2 separate regions of the Mus musculus genome follow, and region 1 is linked to region 2. Evidence: chromatin contacts called from ENCODE Hi-C or POLR2A ChIA-PET data. All regions are on one chromosome and are shown on one strand. The core of a region is the stretch at or near the end of the contact, and the rest is flanking DNA. Distances in the headings are between cores, read along the strand shown. Region 1 holds the start of Dzank1 (double zinc ribbon and ankyrin repeat domains 1). Region 2 holds the start of Mgme1 (mitochondrial genome maintenance exonuclease 1).

Evidence for each region. Hi-C counts contacts between places; a loop is a spot of excess contacts on that map. ChIA-PET counts read pairs that join two places held with the same protein, here RNA polymerase II (POLR2A).
Region 1: a map of regulatory T cell shows a loop between it and region 2 (4-fold over the local background). The contact joins the promoter of Dzank1 here to the promoter of Mgme1 in region 2. A Hi-C loop is called at or near these places in 1 of 37 maps with a recorded cell type or tissue (regulatory T cell). POLR2A ChIA-PET finds 5 or more read pairs at or near these places in 1 of 5 experiments (embryonic stem cell).

Annotation. Positions count from the first base shown.
Region 1 is chr2:144,525,999-144,529,045 of GRCm38, reverse strand. Dzank1 (double zinc ribbon and ankyrin repeat domains 1) reads left to right here and starts at 1,632. Exons shown (of 21, transcript NM_172859.3): 1 at 1,632-1,766. Polr3f (polymerase (RNA) III (DNA directed) polypeptide F) reads right to left here and starts at 1,301. Exons shown (of 9, transcript NM_029763.3): 1 at 1,121-1,301; 2 at 226-343. The coding sequence starts at 1,182.
Region 2 is chr2:144,269,566-144,272,356 of GRCm38, reverse strand. It overlaps Mgme1 (mitochondrial genome maintenance exonuclease 1), which reads right to left and starts at 1,453. Exons shown (of 5, transcript NM_028984.5): 1 at 1,285-1,453; 2 at 1-442. The coding sequence starts at 377. It overlaps Snx5 (sorting nexin 5), which reads left to right and starts at 1,455. Exons shown (of 14, transcript NM_001199188.1): 1 at 1,455-1,656; 2 at 1,898-1,980. The coding sequence starts at 1,930.

The DNA of each region.
Region 1 (3,047 bases), core at 383-2,882, 260 kb before region 2:
TTAGGCTGATACTAAATTGGATGGTGCCCATTCACTGCCTACAGTCAGCACATCAGTTCAAATACCACATTCTAGAACATCCCAGAAACAGCAAACAGGCAGATATCTAGGATCTCAGAGCCCAGCCAAGCTGACACATAAGGTTAGCCATCACAACGATATGACAGGAAGCAATGAAAACCAGAATATACAACAAATTACATGAATTGGTTGACTTCACCTTACCATGGATAACAGTCTATTGATGGCCACTGCCCGCTGCTGGGCTTCAATGTGAGGCATTTCGTTCTGAATTACTTGATCTGTGATTCCATGAGGGAACTGGTGGCATAATTCTATAATTCTAGGAACAACGGTATAAATGGTTTATGTTTGCTTGCTTTTAAAGGCAAATAAGGAAGATACACGATAGTCAAGCTAAAAAGCTCAATGTTGTCAATGGGAATAAGTACAGCAAAGTGACTCCAAGGTCTGTGGGCAGAAAGCAAATAGAATATTCGGGGGTGGGGGTGGGGGGCAGCATAGTGATTCACCATAACTGGAGTCTTGAGAATTATCCCCTCCAAACAAACTGGAGGGATTAATTTGTTTGGAGGTGTAATAAACTTATTATCCACAATAATAATGTTGAGAAAGTCGTCTTTTAAATACATTATAACCTAGAAACACATGTGCACTACGGGAGTTAAGGCACTCACTGAACCTACTTGGCTCAATGGTCCTTTGTAATCACAAACTGAACCCTCATTTGGCCCCAACGTTCTCTTATAGAACTTCCCTTGGCAACCGGGCAATCCTGGATTCGAACACATGTCCAAGAACTACAGGGAAAATGCAGGTCTCTCTTCTGGCCCTGGCTGCTGTCACGTTCCAAGTGCTCTAATAGAATCCCGGAGAACCCAGTTCCACAACGTTTCAAGCTGTCCCGCTGCTCTAGAGCTTCTGAAGAGTTCTACTCTCCCTAATCGGGGCGGGGGGGTCGCCCAGACACCCGGCAACCCCGCTCCCGCGTGCTCGACCAGTCTACCCCAGCCTCTCCCCGCGGGACTGAGAGAGAAGGGGGTCCCGCTACCCAGCTGACTGCTCGCTTAGCGTCGGGAGCCTAGCTTTATTGCAGTACCTGTTTTCTATCTCCACCGGATCCGCGTCCGGCGGCTGCACCTTGACCTTCACCTCCGCCATGAGGGCAGTTTTCGAGACTAGAGGAAAAGTGGCCCCTCGGAGCGCGCTGGAAGTCTCGGGAACCGGTGGAGGCGCGCGCCGGGGACCGAGGCTTGAGAGAGAGGCGAGGGACCTTCTTCATCCGGTCGCGCTGGGCCTTCTTCATCGGATCGGCTTGGGGCGCCCGTGCTGTGCCTGCTCCGCCTTGCTCGGCAGGGTCGCCACAGCGACTCCCTTCCGTTGTCTCAAATTTCAGTGCTTGTCGGACAAGAGCCTCTGGCTCCAGTACGCACCCTTCAGCCTCTTCCAGCCGCCGAGAAGGCATATTCTTGGACACCTACAAGAAAGTGTCGCAGAAGGATCTGGAGGCGGGTACCAGACGGAGGCTGCAGCCAGAGACAAGGGCGGGGCTGGTTGCTAGGATGTCGATTTCCCTGCCAATCATCTGCTCGGCTCCCGATGGGCGGGGCGCGGTTCGCAGCGTCTGTGGAAACGCAAGCTGCAGCGGAGGAGCTGTGGTGAGACCGTGAGAAACCTGACAACGGGTTGGCGGCGGCGGTGCTGCGTCGGGGGTCCTTAATCTCTGTCCTTGAGGCTGGAGAAGGGTGAGGAGAAGGGCATCTCTCACTGGGTTGGGAGGGAATTAGGCATCTCTGACTGCCTCGCGAGGCCGAGGGCATGACGCAGGGTCTGGGTCCTGGTTTGGGCAGCGAGGAGATGGTTCAGGTGCAGGATGTTGGGAGATGCTGGTGGCATGACACTGACACCAGGCTGCGGTGTGGACCTAGCGAATCAGCCATCTCTGTCTCCTTCCTGTGAGGTCCAGTGACCACCCCAGGTTTCCAAGAGCAGCTAATAGCTAACCGTGAGCACTTCAGTCTCGAACCAACGGTGTTTATTTAGAATCTAGTTTTCAGCTATCTTTATTTTAGCTGACTCTCACTCGAAGGGAAATGTGAAGGTAGGCGAATCCCTCTACATCCAGCGTCATTTCTGAAGGGTCAGATACCTGTAGTTTTTATTCTTGGTCCTCAATCTGGAAGAATCCAAAAAGGCATTAAATTCGTCTTTTAATTCTAATTATCTCGCTTTCCAGAACAAGATATGTCAAAACGCAAACATGTTCACAGCAACATGATCAGAATTCCAACTACCATTTAAAAAAAAATGACCTCACCACTGAACAACAAATTGTTACATGAAAAATTGTAAGCCAGGCATGGTGTCTCATTCCTTTAATCCCAGCACTTGGGAGTCAGAAGCAGGTGGATCTCTGTGAGTTGGAGGCCAGCTTGGTCTACAGGTAGAGCTCCATAACAGCTAGGGCTGTTACACGGAGAAACCCTGTCTCGGGGGAGCGGGGGGCGAAATGAGGATGCAAAATGTTGATTATAAAAGTGAGATGAATATGTACATTATAATTGAATAATAATGTAGCCACAATCGTTGAAGCTACAGTGCAAGTTGCAAATACTGGATTAAGAGGACTCCTCCCCACCTCAAAGAAAAGACCCATAAGGTTTCTGCCCTGCTAGTTATTTACAAAATAGCAGAGCTAATAGGAAATGATGGTTGTGGGTTTATATCCATGTCAACTTCCTTTCTATTGAGAGCTGATGCTCTGCAGTCTTTGCAGTATATTTTCCAAAATACAATACACTGCAGTGGTTTGCAAAGGTGAGACTGTGGGGGGTTAGAACCTCTTTTAAGATTTGGCTCTAAGTAATTCATGCTACGTGCAGAGTTACCTGCTCCCCTTATGTAATGAGTTGCCTTGAAGTCAGGAGAGTGAGTGTGTGTGTGTGTGTGCATGTGCGCGCGCACTGGCTGAAGGCAGTGAAGAGTGAATGATCTCGAGGGAACTGAGCTCAGAGCGTTAGAGGTGG
Region 2 (2,791 bases), core at 204-2,703:
TTCCTTTGCAAAGGGATCTTCAAAGGGCTTGAAGAAGCATCTGTGTGTGGTTTCCCGGTTCTCTCTTCATTGAAGATAGGAAAGCAGTGTTGTGGGACTCTGGCCTGTGGCTCCGGCTCTGCAGCCTTATGCTTACTCACTGGTCCATACAGTACATCATCTTCCTTGAACAACGACTCTGGAGTCTGGGCCGGGCCTCTGGACAAGACAGAGCGTACTAAACGAGAGTACTTCGCTTGGTCTACTGCTTCGTAAGAGTTTTTCTTCTTCTGGCTACACAAATAAGAGAAAGTGGAGAAACTCACAGGAGGGCTTGCTTTTACAGAAAATCTGTTTAACCTGCTAAGCAGCCTGCAGAAGGTCAGAGGCAGTTTCATTTTTAGACTTCGCCCCTCTAACTTTTCTCTAGTCTGGAAAGTTTAAAAGTGTGTTCTGTTCGTATCTGAAAAAAAAAAAAAAGTGGTGTTAGGTTTAAGACATTTTCTATATTAAAACCATCAAATTGAAAATCACACAAGAGCCGGGTGTGGTGGCGCACGCCTTTGATCCCAGCACTTGGGAGGCAGAGGCAGGTGGATTTCTGAGTTAGAGGCCAGCCTGGTCTACAAAGTGAGTTCCAGGACAGCCAGGGCTACACAGAGAAACCCTGACTCAAAAAACCAAAAAACAAAAACAAAAAAACCCACAAGAACATTAAAAGTGCATACACTAAACTTTTGACGTTTCCAAAAAAAAAGAGAAAATCATTCCCAAGTAAGATTCATGAAAATTGTAAGTGGCTTTTGTTCAATGTTAATGTGTTGGCCGTTTCGGATATGACACCTTAAATCTGAATGTGACAAGGCCTGGAGGCATAGACCAGGAAACTTAAGTTACTTGGGTGGCTGAGGCAGTATGAAATTGAGATTTTGGGTTAGCTTGGCTTTGTCTCTAGAAACAAAACAACTACAATCTGCCCCCCCCCAACAAATTCACAAGTCTTAATTAACAGTTAAACACCTACATCTACATACCAAACTCTTACTAAATATTCTGTATGGGCATCGCTCATCTATTCCTCACGCCGCCCTTTAAAAAGTGGGTGCTACTGTGACCTCGTGGTCCAGACTCGGGACATGTCGCAAGTGGGTCTGCACAGCCCATCCAACGTTAATTCCAGAAAATGATCTCTGCAGGTGTCTCCCATGGCTGCGACAGGACAAGCGTGGCCCTTCGTGCCCGAGTTTGGATAGGGAAGAGAGTATTTAAATAGAAGGTCGGTCAGCGGCAGGGTTCTAGCTGTACCTGAGATGCCACCACGCTGTAACACCCAGCCCGCAAACAACCCTCTCGGGACCCGTACTTTCATCGGTCCCGCGCTTTCCCAAAGCGAGGCGGCCCCAGCATGCACTACGGCGTTCCCGTCGCACCTGTGAGGCGCCATCCCCTCCACGCCCCCGAAGCAGAAGCGCGGGCGCCGTCAAGCCGCGCGTTGTCGCGCTCACGAGATCTCGCGCACGTCACCGCCGCTCGCCATCTTGGACTCTGGCTGAGCCATAAATTGCCCGGGCCGCGGTGCGCGTCCTTTCTCGAGGCGTGCCTCGCCGGCGGAGGGTTCGGAGCCCGCGTTCCCGTCGCGGCCCTCCGGTGCTGGTGTCCGCGTGGCGCGGAGCGAGGGTAGGCTCCCCGCGTAGCTTCTATTGCCCGGCTCCAAGATGGACGGCCGCGGGGACGGGGGAGGCCGCACTGGGGGAGCACGTGGCGTGCCGCTCGCTGGCCTGCGCCCGGGGCTGCTGGGATGGTGGCGGAGTCCCGCGGCCTCCAGCCGCCGTCCGGCAAGGAGGCCGGCGGAGGCGGGGCCGCGGCCGCCCCTGAAAGGCGCCCCGGCGGCGGCCCAGCCTCTTCTTTCCTCGCACAGCCACACGGCCCCTGCTCGAGGCCCGCGTCGCCATGGCCGCGGTTCCCGAGTTGCTGGAGCAGCAGGAGGAGGACCGCAGCAAGGTGAGATCCCTTCCTCGCTCGCTACCTGGGCTGGAGGTTCCCGCCGGCCTCCTTGGGCTGGGTGGATCTTCTCTGGGGCTCGGACCCCAGCAAGATCCCGAGGTTTTCCCTCAACCACCCCTTTAGAGATGGCTTTCCAACGGGGTGTCTCTGCACGCTCATTCTCTGACCAAGGAGACCCAGACAAGTGGGACCCCACTTCTTGAGCTCTCGGTGGGAAGCTGACCGACGCTCTGCCAGTCATTCGACTGAGGCTAATCCTCTGAAGCCCTTAGGAGCGTGGTTTTTTTTTTTTTCTTTTTTCTTTTGCTCCTAAAACTTAAATCGACTACATGGTAATTGGAAAGTGGATCAAAGTTTCGTTTGCTATTCCTATCTCCTTTTAAGAAAATGGCCTTTTCGTTTAAAATAGTGGGGAGATTTCTAACGAGTATCTGTATGTAGCATGGTTTTTGCAACTTGGGAACGCTAAATGTGTCCTCGTGGGAGTTGTAATTTTTAGTAAATCCTGTGTGTTGATATAACCCTCGGGCTGCAAATATCTTGAGGACTAATGCAATAAACAGGGATTGCTATACGGGCAATAAAGGATTCTACTTTTATTGGCTCTTTAAACTTGAATTTTCCACCGCACAGGTAGGTTATGAGTCAGTTTTGTGGACAAAATCGTCAGTAATATGGGAGCTCTTAGATTTTAATAAGAGCTGAATTAAGATTTCATTTTAAGTACCTTTGAATGGGCAAACATTTTTTTTTTTGTTTTTGTTTTTGTTTTTCGAGACAGTTTCTCTGTATATCCCCGGCTGTCCTG